Regions from separate parts of the Homo sapiens genome. Here region 2 is linked to region 1. A link is an interaction called in ENCODE POLR2A ChIA-PET data of the cell type or tissue named here. Cell type or tissue: PC-9. All regions are shown on one strand. Links, peaks and the distances in the headings refer to the core of each region. The heading gives the core; the rest is flanking DNA.

Evidence for each region. ChIA-PET counts read pairs that join two places held together with the same protein. Peaks named below come from ENCODE experiments on the same cell type or tissue, not always from the same donor. Only the 100,000 strongest peaks of a DNase experiment are listed, where the experiment ranks them.
Region 2: POLR2A ChIA-PET joins it to region 1 with 10 read pairs; 2 of 35 experiments call an interaction of 5 or more read pairs at or near these places.

What each region holds. Positions count from the first base shown.
Region 1 is chr5:24,743,470-24,751,816 of GRCh38, forward strand. It overlaps the pseudogene TRPC6P6. Among named protein-coding and RNA genes, the nearest start is that of LINC02239, 93 kb to the right of the region's middle. In PC-9, for the core only: no CTCF peak of the experiment used is centred there; no DNase peak of the experiment used is centred there.
Region 2 is chr5:24,643,822-24,652,168 of GRCh38, forward strand. CDH10 (cadherin 10) reads right to left here and starts at 1,157. Exons shown (of 12, transcript NM_006727.5): 1 at 773-1,157. LOC124901174 (a long non-coding RNA gene) reads left to right here and starts at 888. Exons shown (of 2, transcript XR_007059125.1): 1 at 888-1,251; 2 at 1,490-1,693. RefSeq lists an enhancer at 854-1,449. In PC-9, for the core only: no CTCF peak of the experiment used is centred there; no DNase peak of the experiment used is centred there.

The DNA.
Region 1 (8,347 bases), core at 176-8,175:
CCTTAAAAAATCCCTACAAGTTGCTCTTCAATCCCATCAAGTTTCTCTTTATTACATCAGTACTAAAACAAGTTCAGCGTGATCTGGTACGGTTCTCAGCAAAATAGGTCTCTAGGCCTTGGGGCCCGCTTTGTTGAACTACACCTATATGAACATACTATGGTCATGTTATTCAGTATCTAGTGATCTGGTCCACAATCACTTTATCAATGCTATTAAAAAATGCTGGCTACTCAAATAGTTTATAATTGTAATAGGTTTAGTCTTGTCTCCTATATCTTCATACCTTGTCTTTTTATTCTACCTCTATGTAAAACGATTAAACTTAATTTTAATAGGTCCACTTTCAGACTGTCTTACACAAAATTGTCTGTTCATGAAGGCATGTAAAGACAGAAATATTATGTCCCCAATACAGGTAATTACATTTCTCCAAATTCCCTCACATTTATTACATTCTTTATCTAAAATAATATGTAAATTGTTGAGAAACTAACCAAGGAAAAAACATAACTCTTTTCTAGAATCTTTGCCTGTAGTTTTTATTTATAGATGCTTCTCAATTTAATAAAGTTTCATTAAAACTATTTTAATACGCTAAAGAGTTTCACAACAGTTTTGATGGTTCTACACAACTTTAAATCCATGTAGTATATGATAGAAATATAAAATGAGTGTACTATGACTTCAATGAGCTTATAATTTAATCAAAACAGAAAATAAATTTATTAAAATATGAGGAAAATATATATTGAAAGAAGGGTATTGGAACAGATAAGAGTACAAGCTAATTATTTGTATATTTTTGTTTTAAAATCCAAATTAGTCATTAATAACATTGACTACAGGTAAGCAATTACAGATGAAGATGCTATCCTTGTATCTATTAATCCACAAATTTCCATTGCCATTTAAAATAATTTAACTATTACGTGGTCCTATGTATTACTGTGACTAAATTAACCTATAGTAAAGTTCTCTTGAAACATCAGGGTTAAATGATGTGTTCAAAAATACATCTTTACTGTTATAATTTTTATTCATTATTATAAAAGACATCTATATTTTAGCCCAAAATTAATATGTAGAATTTAATGATAGCACCAGTATGAAGAAATAAAATAAGGTTATAAGGTTAGTGAATTTAATCACATGTTTTGATTTAGTAGTTTAGGGGATGGCTTTGAAATCCACATTTTAGTAAGCATCTCAGGGACTTCCAATGTAGATAGTTAAAATCTTTACTTTTTCAAGTTCTGATTCGGTAATTGACAAAAATAAAATTTTAACAACAGGTGTAGATGTTCGACCATTTGCCTGATTAGTGTTCAGCATTTCCACACTACTGCTCAGTACTGGATCTGGATATTTTTGTGGCACCTCCATACAACATTTCTAGAATGAAGTCATGGCTCTTTTAAACCTTCTTCTTTGCCTCTAATTCTTGTGTCTTTTATTAACACTTTTGTACTCACTATCCTCTTTTCTTTTTCTGCAGTCCTACTGGCATCACTTTATTTCAAGTGTACTTAAACTGCCTCTTCCCTGAACTATTGCATTAAACTTCAATAGACTTCTCGCCTCTTGTTCCATTTGGATGACAAAATGCTGCCAGATTAATATTCCCAAAGCCATAAAAATTGTTACATTTTACATAAAATCTTTTTAAATGGCTTCATTATATACCAAATGAAATTAACTTAATTTTAATATAAGCCCCAGGATTATGTGTCCTCAAGACGACTTTTCCCATCTTGTCTGACCTAATTTTTTTTGCTACATAATCTCTGCTTTATTTTGCTTCCAACTACAAGCCAATTAAATTGTTCACCGTACACTACTTGAGTTACTCCACTTGTCTATTTTATGTTTATGAAAGCCTGAGGTCAAATCATTTTCTAATTTACACAGCTGGAAGGAAATCTTCTTCTAAAACCACATAATAACATTTGTTCTTGTACCATTAACCTTATATTTAATATTGTGTTATACAATGACTTGCATATGAGCATAATTTTCATTTCTAGAGTTTACATTCTAAGAGTGTGGAGTCTATTTCAACCTTATACACCATCAGAACCTATTCAAAGCTCTCTACAGATTAGCCATTAAGATTTATCAACAAAAAACCTTTTCCTAGTTCAGCTTTTACTTCTTTTGAATCAGTGCCCATAGCTAGTACATATTATTTTACAACAACAGAAAGTATAGAAATGCATTCATTGAATTTAATATTTAATAGACACTTGTATAGAACTTACTTTTGCTAGACACACTTTGAATTATTAAGGATACTGCATATATTCCATGGGGAATTGTTAATGTTATTTTCATAAATATATATAGTTGAAACAAGAAAATACAAAACAAATTATGTTACCAATTTATTTTGCCTATTTGAAGCTTTAATTTAAAAAATATAGTTTATATAACTCAGCATAACCTTTAAATATCACCACTAATTTTCACTGATTATATGAAAATCTTTTAGGGTAGTATAGAAGTGTTAAATGATATAAGTAAAATTATTAGGTATAATTGACCAAGAAACATTCTAGAAACAATTTAGATTGTATCCATAAATTGAGGTACATGTGATAAAATCTTGAATTTATTTTATAATCAACTGAATAGATCTTATTTATGTCATTTTTAAACTATCATTACAATATTTTAAATGTAAGATGACCACGTCACGATATATTTTATTAAAAGCAATATTTACTATGTTAGTGTAATATAGTAAAGACCATAATAAAAAATGAGATTCATATGTAAAACAGAAGTCTTCTATGATAACAATTATAGATAACAAGTGGGAATTTAAATCTACTGTAGAAAGTAACATTTAAACTAATAATTTACAATTAAAAGTGAGCATATTATAGATGATTTTAGAGATGAACTACTGGGATTTATGTATGCCCTTCAAGTAGGTACATTAGCATTTTGTATTCAGTAAGAAATAATTATATAATATCGTGTGTACTGCTAACTAATTCAAAATCACTATAAGTATAAATTTTTCATTTAGAAATTCCCTTTAGTATAAGAATATATGACGAGAGTATTTACAAATCTTATAATTTGTGACATTTGATTTGCAAATAGATTCCCAGTTTGAACTAAAATTAGGCTGCTTTATCTATGGAGGATTATCATTGTGAATTATTTTTCTATTTGTTCTACAAATACTCTTTCTTTTTAAATATGTTTTTGATGTTTACACAGAATTCACCTAGATATAAATTAGAAGAGAAAAGAAGTTATGGCTACAAATTTCAAACCAAGTACTCCAAGAATCAGATATTAGGAAACATAGATGGCTAACAATTTGGATGAGGTGGGGAAACAATAAGGAAATGTGCAAAATATTAAAATAATTTGTCTTTTGGAATTATTTTGTTATAGAATTTGTTTTAAAAATAATTTTCTTCACTTATTGTAAATTTGACTTTATTATATTTTAATAAGCTATTCAACACTTATGTATAAATATCACATAAGTAATTGATATTATATACTAGTTTGGGGTTTCCTTTTTTTAAAAAAAATTCAATGTCCTATTAAAAATATGTACATATATTGAATCTGTAAATTACTTTGGGCAGTATCACCATTTTCATGATATTGATTCTCCTATCTATGAGCATGGAATGTTTTTCCTTTTGTTTGTGTCCTCTCTTATTTTGTTGAGCAGAGGTTTGTAGTTCTCCTTGAAGGGGTCCTTCACATCCCTTGTGAGTTGGATTCCTAGGTATTTTATTCTTTTTGTAGCAATTGTGAATGGGAGTTCACTCATAATTTGGCTATTTGTCTATTACTTGTGTGTATTCCAGGAATGCTTGTGGGTTTTGTATATTTATTTTTTATCCTTAGACTTTGCTGAAGTTGCTCATCAGCTTAAGGAGATTTTGGCCTGAGACAATGGGGTTTTCTTATTGGGGTGATCAGACCCAACACCAGGTCATGGGGGTGACAAAGTCTGTCGGAGTCAAAGGATTGAGAAAAAGACAGTTTGAGAATTAAAGTGGGCACCAGGGGGCCATCGTGTCTGTGGAGGCTGCAAAGGCCCTGAGCTCTGGGAGCCCACGTTATTTATTGGTAATCCAACAGAGAAACAGGTGGTGAGAACGTGGAGGTCGAACGGGTGCATTGCATTAAGCACATGATTTACAGCTGTGATGGTTTCACACTTGCTCTGCTACTTGATAATGGAGAGCAGGTTCTTTTAACTCAACATACAATGGATCCTGGGAGAGCAAGAAGCAAGGAGCCACCAAGTCTACACACATTCCAGAGCCACAAGCCCCGGATTCTGTCCAAGCCACAATGGATTTTATGCCCTGGGCTTAGATGATGGTGCATCAGGGTAGCCTTCCACCCCTTAGCACAGAGCTTGGTGTTCCAAAGGCCACAAGGGGTTTCAGACCCTGGGCCCCGGACATGTTCCAAGAGTCTTTTACATTATGTCAGACATGCAAGCCCTGCCTCAGCTTCTCCCAACACTCAGATTTTCCCAACATGCCCCCCTTCTCTTTTTTTGTAAAAGAGAAGGTATCGTTATTACTAGCATAAAAGGTAACCTCTTTTAATTGAGCAAGGCAATTGCAGGCTGTGCAGCCCTTAATTGCCGGTTGGTGATCCAGCTTCATTTTTCTTAGCCCTTATTCAAACTGGAGTCACTCTGGTTTGAGTGCTTTCCACATATCTCCCCTTTCCCTTTTACAAGAGGACCCCTAATCCTAGGGGTTGCAGAAGGATGAAGGTCCGTCTTCTGTAACTTCTTCATGCTGAATAGGGGTGATGATAGTCCTGCCTAACTATTAGGGTCTCTTATATTCAGGGTAGAGAGGAGCTGAGTCAGAAAGCATTGGTCCATTAAGCATCGTGACTCTGGTTGGTCTTTGTTCCATCTTCGCATTCAGATTCAACTGGCTTATGGCTCATACTGGGGGAACCCGGTCCATGGTTGGGATCCATGGGTCCCTCCAGTCTCCTGTTCCGTGGTCATACACATCTTGAGGGCATCCTCACGGTTCATTCATCTCCTGCAAAAATACAAGCATTCCCTCACCCATACATTAGTAAATCTACTGAAACAGAAGCAAAAACTTGTGGCTGTAGCTGGGAGGCTACTGATAATGAGAAACAGGCCCCTTCTAAGAGAAGGCACAAGGAAAGCAAATCGAGGCTTTTCAAACCTTCAATTCGCACTGTACAGGTGGGTCCACTAGATGCTGTGGCTCCTGATAGATCTTCGGATGTTTGGTGGGCACCCACATAGGCAGCTGATTGTCACCTGGAGAGACATACACAAATCCTCTTCCTCATATAATTATCTTTCCTTTTTCCCAGCTCTTTTTATGTGACCACATCTTTTTCTAAGGCCTGTGGCATTAAGATGAGTTTAATAATGGAATGTTTGTGCATCAGCAAAAGCTGCAGACACCAATGCATCCACCCTTTGATTAAGTTTAGTTAAAGGACCCACAGGTTCTGTTGGAGAGAAAAGAAAGAGCATTTTTATCCTTATCTCCCTCCTCTCTATTCCTTTTATATTTGCCCTTTGAGCCATAACTAATTTCTATAATTCAGAATGTTCTTGTCTGTCCCTGCAAATCTCTGTTAGTCTTTGCTTTTGTACCTCTTTAGGGCACTGACCTTATATTGCTAGTCTTCATCTCTCTACTTCTCTCTCTCTACTTACCTCTCTCTACTTACCTCTCTCTCTCTACTTATCTCTCTCTCTACTTACCTCTATCTCTGTTTATACTTAGCTCTACTTACTTGTCTCTACTTACTTACTTGTCTCTACTTTACTTACTTATCTCTACATCTTTCCTGGAAACCTTTTTAATGACCTTGGGTAGAGCTCAGAAATCCACCCTTTAAGCTTCAGCAAGAGACAAAACAGGGACCTCGGACCCGGCACCAGATTGAAGGGAACAGGAAGTGCTCTCCCCTCCCCAAAGCAGGAAAATGAGAGTTTGGCCCTTGCAAATTTCCACTCCACATCAGCGTCATCCTCAATTTCCTGGAATAAACTGTTGATCATGGCAATTTTAGCAAAACAATGACCATTGTAACATTATGGACTCCATAAAGAACATAACCAATGTTTTCAATTAATTTGTGGTTATAGTTGATGACCACTGATTTCACTTCAGAAAGTCCAAAGATAGCCCAGAACAGTGTCTTAAAACTCTGTTGTGAAGGCTTCATTTTGTTTTTCACCAATGTAGTAGGATTAGAGGTTGAATATTCCCATCATAAAAGCCACAAACGCCACAATGAACACATTCAGCCCATATCATGCCTATGTGCTCATTAAATCTGCAGAGGCAGGTTAACCATGAAACCGAAGCTTCAAGATGACTTTACTTGCACTATGCAAAGCAACCCATGATTTATTTTTTCCGGGGACTACTGCCAACCAGGCCTGTGTGTCCATCTGTAAGCATCCAACAGCAGGTCTACTGTACAAATAGGTCTTTTGTACAGACACTTGATTAACCCAATATATAGCCTTTCCTGTTGGATTAGTACTACCAAAGCCTCCTGTTCTTTTCACTGTGCTGCTTCCCAGCTTTATGTCAACAACTGAGCAATTCTTTCTTCTAGGGAAGCAGACCATGGAGTTGAGCAACTAATAACTAATTGAATTTCTCTGGTATAAAAAGAACCAATCATTCCCATATGCACAGTGACACCTCTAGATCTTTCAAGTAATAGACCTACTGTTCCTGAAGGAAATGGTCCCCCAACTCCCCTGGGGACCATCTCGGGTGGCTCCCCCAGAAGCAGGGAAATGGGAACTGCACTGCAAAGGTCCACGGCAGCACTGCTTACCACAGCGGGAGACAATTGTTGCTGTTTGTAAGGGCACTGGCTGTGCCGGATATGCCTCAATTTATTGAGGTGCTGTCTGAATAAACAAGCCTCAGATTCCACTGGGTCTTAGTACTACCAATTGCTCCGGGTTTTAATGTTGCAGCTATAGGAGGGGTAAGTTATGTAGCTAATTCATTTTCTCACCCATTAAGGGGAGAGAGAGGAGGTGGCCATTCACTTAATTCAGCAGGTGGAGCCAACAGGCTAGTAAAACACACTATTTTTAGTTTCCCTTTCTTTTCTTTAACTTCCTCCAGTTTCTATTCCTCACATTCAGAATCTGAAGTTAGTTTTTTACACTCGTCCACCTCTTCCTCATCTGAATCTGTCTCATCATCTGTTTGAAATGGCTCAAGAGCTGCTTTTATTAGCTCCCACATTGACCAAACTGAGACTGGAATTTTTGCTCCATCTTTATACGCTTTTTAAAAATCTCTGCCAATTCTCTCCCATTCATCCAACTCCATAGTCTCTTGTTCTGGGAACCATGGGCAAAACTGCTTTACTGCGCTAAAGAGTGATAACAAATTCTGAGTACCAACTTTCACTCCCCATCTTTGTAATAAATGCCTTAAGAAATTTAAACAAGCAGAATGTCTGCTTTCACTTTGTCCCATTGTTACCCTGGTTCTTCTGAGCGCTCAGCTTTCCCGCCGAGCTTCTTTTAGACATTCGGGTGTCCTTTGACGATGCATCCTTCACTTTCACGTGCTCTTGCATTCCTTCACCGAGGTCTTTGTCGCCCCACATTGAGCAGCCAGGAATGTTGGTGTGATCAGACCCAACACCAGGTCGTGTGGGTGACAAAGTCCGGTGGAGTCAAAGGATTGAGAAAAAGACAGTTTGAGAGAGAAATGTGGGCATCAGGGGGCCATTGCGATTGTGGAGGCTGTGAAGGCCCTGAGCTCTGGGAGTCCACGTTATTTATTGGTAATTCAACAAAGAAACATATGGTGAGAATGTGGAGGTCCAATGGGTGCATTGTATTAAGCACATGATTTACAGCTGTGATGGTTTAGCATTTGCTCTGCTACTTGAGATAATGGAGAGCAGGTTCTTTTAACTCAAGACACAATGGATCCTGGGAGAGCAAGGAGCAAGGAGCCAGCAAGTCTAGACACATTCCAGAGCCACAAATCCTGGATTCTATCCAAGCCATGAGGGATTTTATGCCCTGGGCTTAGACTATGGTGCATCAGGGTAGCCTTCCACCCTTTAGCACAGAGCTTGGTGTTCCAAAGGCCACAAGGGGTTTTAGACCTTGGACCTCGAACATGTTCCAAGACTCTTTTACACTATGTCAGACATGCAAGCCCTGCCTCAGCTTCTCCCAACACTCAGCTTTCCCCAACATTTTCTAAATATACAATCATGTTATCTACAAAGAGAGACAATTTGACTTCCTCTCTTCCTATGTGAATACTCTGTATTTCTTTCTCTTGCCTGATTTCCC
Region 2 (8,347 bases), core at 66-8,065, 100 kb before region 1:
AGTTACTTGTTGGGGACATGCATTTATACTTGCAATATGCTGCATTAATTTAACAACACATAAAATATGGATTTTATTGCAGCAGAAACAATAAATGCTGCAACTGCTGACTACATGCATTTACTCTCCCTCTCTTTACCTCTCTCCCCCCAATACTTCTGACTCAGATATAAAATTGAAAATAAGAATTCTGCCTATTCTATTTCTGATGAATGTCAATCTATTGTATTTATGTAGATGCTTAGTGACCATTGACAGTTTCAAGGAATCTGTCTTCTGCCTGTCATTTCTGTTTATATTGAACGTACAATGAACTATGACTACGAATAAGTGCAGAGTGAATCCATTCATATGGAATGCAAAGTAATGTTAGATGATGTTAGAGTTCACAGTAACAATGTTATCTCTTGAACTGATTTTTAAAATAAAAATGAACAAGTCTGGGCATGACAAATTCACTTCATAACATATTTTTTAGCATTTGTTCCAAGTGAATGAATTCACAAACTCTAATATCATGACCCACTGTTGAGCATAATATATAATTTATCCAGCTTTACATTGCCTATATAGATATTCGAAGCAGTTGTTTCTAGAATTAAATATATAGAGTTGTATGCTTATTTAAGTATTAAAGATAATTATTTTGAAATAATTGCTAAACACAACTTAAAAACAAACATTTATCTCCTCCCTCTCCCCCCCCACCCCTCAAGTGGAGGAATATATAATACCTTAACGGAGTTAAAAGAAAGAGGTGAAGTCTTCCTACCTTTTTTATCAGCTTCTGGATAATGGAAGTTGGTTCCAGCCAAAATAACCCAGGAGAAATTGTCACTATGTCCCCTTTTTGTTTGTTTTCGGCTGTTATTTTCTATCACTGATTCTACTTCAATCTAACTCAAGCTCTTTCTCAGCATCACTTTTAACTCTGGACAGCAGGGAACCGAAGAAAACGGGGGCGAGCTCTCTCTGATTGGCTTTCATTCAGTGCTTCTGATTAAGGGGAAAGGAAAAAAAAAAAAAAGGAAAGGGGGGAAAAAAGCTCTTCCTCACACGGAGAGAAAGGTTCTGCTGATAGAGCTGCAGCACTCGCCATGGGAAGGTTAGAGACTGTGGAAGTGCTGGCTTCTGCGAGCACACAGCGATTTGCAAGTGAATGCGAGGGGAGGGCGCATCCGAGAGGAGGGCTTTGCTTGAAAGGCGTCCCCTCCCCCGCAGGGCAGAAAGACTCTCTGTTTCAAGGCTAAGGTAATCAGCCCAATCTAATCCGCCTGTGTCCGTAATACAATCTCAGGAACAGGACTGCTTCTTGCAATTTTTTTTAAAAAAAGATAGTTCTTCTGGAATATATATTCCTGCACCGTCCTTACACCAGACTACCGAAATCCAAGTATTATCAGAGCGCCAAGTCAAATTGCAACCAGATTTGATATGTTACCAGAGTGATTTTTCGTTGTGATTTTAAATGTTTATTTTTTGCTTTCAGGGAACTTTCTCGGCTTGATTTTCCAAATCCCTTCTCTTGTTGCTTATTGTCACAGGAGTGCATACCTCGCTCATCATTTTGGAATGTCCGCGAGCCAGTCTTCTCTGCCTAATCTTTGCATTTTAATACTTTATAGATAAAATATTTTATTAAAAATGTAAATATGTAATTAGTGTTATTAAAATATTTAGACTTTGAACTTGACACAGTCTCCTTTTTTTTCTTTTTAACGTTGTTTTTTCTCATAAATACGGGTTTCATACCCAAATGAGTGTGTGGACAGATGTAAATACATTTGGATTGTTCTATCTACTTAAACATCTAACTGTCTCGCTATTTATCAATCTCCACATCAAATTGCAATCAACCAAACCTTACCAAAGGATGTCAGTATAGCTCCACAAAGTAATTAACATCTTTGCATTTTTCCGGCTACAGGTAGATTCCTTTTAAAGTGCCATCCATAAATAAATTATATACACATATACATACATATATGCATATAAATACATATATGTCAATTATAGTTTTAAAGCTAGAGGAGAAATTACGAAGATCATTTTGGGCTGTTATTATTATTATTTCTTTAGCAGATAAAAATGCTCAGAATGTTAAATTGTCACAGGACTAACTGGAGGCGGGGTCAAAGCTGTAATACCACACTCCTACTTCCAGTTTAGTATTGTTTCCGGTTGCCATACTGCCTCCTCTGTACCTGTTTGATCATTCTAACAGTCAACAGGCCCCTTACATAATCAGCACAATGAAAAAGGAAGAAACTCAATCTGAGGGGCAAAAAAGAAGTGAGAGGGAGATTCAAAATTAGATTCCAAAAAGGTTTTAATGTATCACAGTGTTATTATATGATGAATTTTACCAATTAGTTTTATATTTGAAAACACCAAACATTTCCACTGAGCTGAACAGCTAAATGACATTTAGAGCAGAAATGGACTTTTGAAACTCTTAATTTTACAGACGATGGCATTAAGATCAGGAAAATTTTATGGCCCCTCTAAAGTTTGATAATAATAGAGCTAGAATTCTGAATTATCACCGTATCATTTGCCCATAGTTTTTGTTATGTTTTGTATGTTTTCTTCGACAGGGTGCCTTAATTTCAGAGTCAAGTGAAAATAGATATTCAGTTTTTTACCTCTGATACGTATATTTGTGTGTATTTGTGTTTGCCTGGTATATGTGTGTATTCAATATAATACTGTTATTGACATGTTAAATTAGCTATCAAGAGAAATTTATAATATTTAATTAAATGCAGCAGGTTAGGTACACACACACACATTGTTCTCTTATTAAATTAACTATTTCCATATGTTTGTTTAGTGCTAATTTCAAAATGTATGACTACATAATGTGAAGAATTTGGGGGTTACATTTAAATGGGTCGAGAAAATAACCAAAGGCTAAGATCTGAGGTAAATTGCTATTTTATTAATTAGAATACATGTTGAAATGATGTATTCCCAAAATAACATTTTCTGAATTATATAGTTTATGCTTCTCTTACATAGGTTTTTGGTTGGTGTGTTTATTCTGCCCTGTCTAGTCATCAGAAACTCAGCTTCCTTCTGTCTTGATGCTCAATGTTTTTAAGGAATTGAACTCATTTATATGATCCAGGAGAGATCACCACACATCTACCTTCTAGAAAAAGGAATAAAAGGAACAAGAGAAAGTTGCTCCCGTCCTTTGAAAAATGTGACCCTGAACATGTACATGTCACTTTCATGATCTCATTGGGTGGAATTTAGACACTTGGTCACACATTGTTGCTAGGGAGGCTGGGGATGTGGTATTTACTCTCACTATTTGCCCAGCTAAAGTCACTGGTGCTATTAGGGAGGTGACAGAATTGGGTACAAACAGCAGGATTGTCTATTATATTCATGTATTATAGAGTAGTATATTTGGTATAATGTACTTTTTTGGAGAAAAGCAAATTTTTATTCTAGTTTAAAATTAAAATTATGTTATAATGCTAGTGAAAGGTATCTATACAAAATAACGTTAATAATATTTTAACATTTATGAAACAATTGTCAGTTATTGCATTTTTTCTTTTTTTGATCAAGTAATATAATTAATAAATAATAGGCAAAGCATCCATGTATTCCAAAGTTCAGGGGATCTAGTTATAGATGTGAGAGAATGAAGAGGAAAACATTTGAACAATAAATGAATTAAACCCATTCACATTTTTCTTAATGCTCATCTTAGAAAGACTCTATATCTGAGATCAAATGCCATCCTATCGAATATACGCCCTAGTAATTAAAATTAAAATAAAGAATAAACAGAACATTGACTAAAATGTAAAACTTCTGACAATGGGTTTTGTTTTATTAAACAATATTATTTTTCATTTTCTTTATTTCACAATATAAATGAGTTAACTTAGGATTCTGCAAGTTTTTCTATTTCTTTATAATTTTCCCTCCAAATCTTATGTGAAATAGTCTTGTGAATTAGATAGGGTTTTCCTGTTGTTACCAATATCAGGAAACTGGTAGCACGTGGGAAGTGAAATGAATAAATGAAATGTAAAAGGGACAGTAAACTCTCAATGAAATGAATGGGTCAATATCTCGCAGAAATGTCCTTTAATATGAGGAGAGGCCATATATCAACTACAAGCAAATAAAAGTTAATGAAAACTTTTGCAAATATATTTCTATATACAACTTTTAAAACTAAATAGGAAATTGCACAGAAAATACCTTACTACAATCATACAGCACTAAGAAAATTTGAAAGCATTCTATTATTAATATAATAATGGGACTCAATGACGGCTGATCTCTTCATTGCAAATGTGAAAGATCCAATTTGAGTAAAATCAATTAAATGAAACAACCTTCCATTTTGTATGAAACTATTACATGCCTAGAAGTTGTCATGCTGTTGCTAAACAATAAGCTTAACTGCACAAGACTTTACTTGCTGAGCAGCTATGTGCTTATTTTAAAACACTAGCTTCTTAGCCACCCTTTCCTCGGTTTCTTTGAATGTTATGAAAAATAATATCAATTTCCATTTTCTGTTAGGAAGTTACTGAAACCTAGTTATCTCACTAAGTCTATGAAACAAAAGTAAAGAGTGTCCACATTGCTTCACTCTCCATAAATATGTTGGCAGAATAATAATTTGTCATAGTCTGTTTGACAACATTTTTGCTAAACTCCTTCTAGTCTGCCTTAAAGGACTGTACAGACTTGGAAAATTAAAAATCACATTTTCCTTACAGCTAGTGTTTGAGGTAGGAGTGGAGGGTGATTCATATTCAGTTTTTCAGATGCCCTCATCATCTTTAATTAGAAACAGAGTTAAATAAGCAGAAAGGCAAGATGCAAGGTATTTATTTCACTACCATAGTAGCTGAGGAAGCATGGTTTTGCAGTTACCATAATCTGGGGGCAGTATTGGGAGCTTTTTTTTTGGGAGGGGGGGACGGAGTCTAGTTCTGTCACCCAGGTTGGAGTGCAGTGGCATGATCTCAGCTTACTGCAACCTCTGCCTCCTGGGTTCAAGTGATTCTCCGCCTCAGCCTCCTGAGTAGCTGGGATTACAGGTGCCTGCCACCGTGCCCAGCTAATTCTTGTATTTTTTTATAGAGACAGGGTTTCACTGTGTTGGCCACGCTGGTCTCAGACTCCTGACCTCGTGATCCGCCTGCCTGGGCCTTCCAAAGTGCTGTGATTACAGATGTGAGCCTCTGCGCCCCGGCCTGGGAGCTTTTTGAACCAGGACAATGAATGTGTGATCCTGGGAGCTAGAAGTACTTTGATCTTCACCTAGTCCCTCTCTTTCTACTTAGGTTGTTAACCACACATCATTCAAAATTAAATTGTTATTTGTCTAAAATAGTGAGAGCGGTTTCTGTTATCTGCAACTGAACTGTTACTGATATTTTTCTACTTAATCATATCTCAACATTTCAAAAGTCCTATAACTTGAGGGTGGAAAAAGGGAGAATCAATCCTGAGAAAAAAATGAAGTGTCAAATAGTTAGCTATGTTTTAAAAAATGTAATCATTCTGACAATCAATAGTTAATTAAAGAACATATGATCTTAAATTTATTTTTGTCTCATGCCCCTTCTCTTTAGAAGTTACTATGCTCTCTGTGCTTTAGGTATAAAGGTTACTGCTTGCTTTCTTGACTTTTTTGGGAACGCAGAGAACAATACCTCAAAGTATGGTGCTTTGGTGTACTGAGCATGTTTCAATTAAAGGAAATTGAAAGGCCTTAGAAACTGCCTCAGAAGCAAGGACTTCTTCACCTTCTCTTGTTTCTTCCCCTCAAGTGTTCTCTCTGGAACTTCCCTTATCTAACTGCAGGGAGCCGAAGGCCCAAAGGCCCCTGGGACGTGACCAACTCAGCATTCCACTGGAGGCTGTATGATCAAACAGCAAACTGTTTATCATGAATGCAGGATTTGAGCAAACTCAGGACTGCTCCTGCCAACAGAAGGTTTGCTGGAGGCCATCACTCCCTGGTGCTGAGGTTATCTACTGCGACATCTAGAGAATACAGTCTCACAAGCCTACTCTAGACTGAGCAGCTGACCCCTTCTTCCACCCCACTTCTCACTTTCTCTTTTGCCTCATAAAGTTGACTCTTCTGTTTTCTCCACTTGGAGTTTAGTTCGTACTGTACTTCTGCCATTATCTCCTTATTATTCTGCTGGACAGCAGGCTGAGTCTAAAAATCTGAAAGAATCGGCCAGGTGTGGTGGCTCACACCTGTAATCCCAGCCGTTTGGGATGCTGAGGAGGGCGGATCACGAGGTCAAGAGATCGAGACCATCATGGCCAACATGGTGAAACCCCGTCTCTACTAAAAATACAAAAATTAGCTCGGTGTCATAGCATGTGCCTGTAGTCCCAGCTACTCGGGAGGCTGAGGCAGGAGAGTCGCTTGAACCTGAGAGGTGGAGGTTGCAGTGAGCCCAGATTGCACCAGGGCACCCCAGCCTGGTGACAGAGCGAGATTCCATCTCAAAAAAAAAAAAAAAAAAAAAAAAAAAAAAGAAAGAAAGAAAGAATCTGTTGTTCCACCCACAGCTCCAACTGAAAATAAAAAACAGGAAAGGGAGGATAAAAATTGGCCTATACCACCTTCTCCATTTGTAGAAACATCTGTACCGCCTCCTTCGGTAGCAGAAATAGAAACCCCAATACAAATAATTTTACGCTCTGCTGTCATAGCTGGAGAGCCCTTAGGACCTCACGCTTTTCCTATTTCCGTAAGGCCTAATCCAAACAATCCACAGCAGGTTATTCATGAACACACTCCGCTAGAGTTTAAGTTGTTGAAGGAATTAAAAGCGACTGTGGTAAATAATGGCATACAGAGCCCATTCACCTTAGGATTGCTAGAATCTGTGTTTGGTGCTATGCATTTTTACCCTTTGATGTGAGATACTTGGCATGAACTTGCTTGTCCGCTAGTGCATATCTGACATGGAATTTAAATTGGCAAGAAATGTGTGCAGACCAGGCTAAACAGAACCATGTTGCTGGACACACAGACATTACAGAGGATATGCTGTTAGGTAATGGCCCTTATTCAGACCTGGAACGTCAAATGGCACTTGCAGACACTGCTCATCAGCAGTGTGCACAGGCCGCTAAACGTGCCTGGGCCACAATTCCTGAAGAGCGAGTCCCAGTAAAATCCTTTTAACATATCATACAACGGTCGCAGGAACCTATATGCAATTTCTTGCAAGATTACAAGAGGCAGTGAAGTGTCAAGATTACAAGAGGCGGCTGCAGAAATGCTAACCTTAACTCTAGCTTTTAAGAATGCAAATGCGGATTGTAAACATGCACTGGCACTGGTGAGGCATACAAAAAACTTGGGAAATTTTCTCAGAGCTTGTCAAGATGTAGGAACTGAGCTTCATGGCTCTGCAATGTTAGCACAAGCAATGGCTAATTTAGCAGTTGACAAATCTAAAAGGAGCCAAGGATCCAACCCTAAAATGAGAAAATGTTATAATTGTGGAAAAGCTTTTATAAAGGAATGCCACCAGATCTCAGGACAGAAAGGACCTTACAATGCAGTGCCCCACCCAGCAGAAAAAAAACGCAAGGACTTTGTCCTTGCTGTAACAAAGGAAATCACTGGGCTAATCAGTGCCACTCAAAATTTCATCAAAACGGCACCCCCCTGCTGGAAAACGAGACAGGGGCGTTCCCAGTCCAGCTCTCAACCCCATTTCAGGGCTGGGTTCCCGGAGGCACATCGATTCCTTCACCCCAGGAACACCAGGAAGTGCAGGATTAGATCTACCTGCCAGAGAAAGAATCCCGTTAGTTGGTGGAGACAAACCTATCAAAGTTCCTACTGGCATTTGGGGACCTTTACCAACAGAATATATGGGATTAGTTTTAGGCAAGTCTGCCTTAACTTGCAAAGCATTACTGTATTCCCAGGAGTGATTGACTCCAATTATGCAGGAGACATTCAAGTAGTTTTAATGTCACAAGATCTTTGGATTTTTGAACCGAGAGAATATGTTGCTCAATTATTGCTTATTCCCTGCAAATTCTAGTCTTCTCCATGAAAGGTGAAATGAGAAAATAAAGGATTTGGGAGCACAACTACACAGGAAATCTATCTATCCCAACCCATAGCCTCTAATAGACCCATCTGTGTATTTCAAATTAAAGGAAAGAAATTTTGTGAGCTTATGGATATGGGAGCTGATGTATCAGTAAGATCTAAAGACAATTGGCCCCCATCCTGGCCCTTGCAATCAACTTCTACATCTCTAGTGGGAGTAGGAACAGCTCAGAGTGTTCAACAGAGCGCTGAGATTTTACCTTGCCT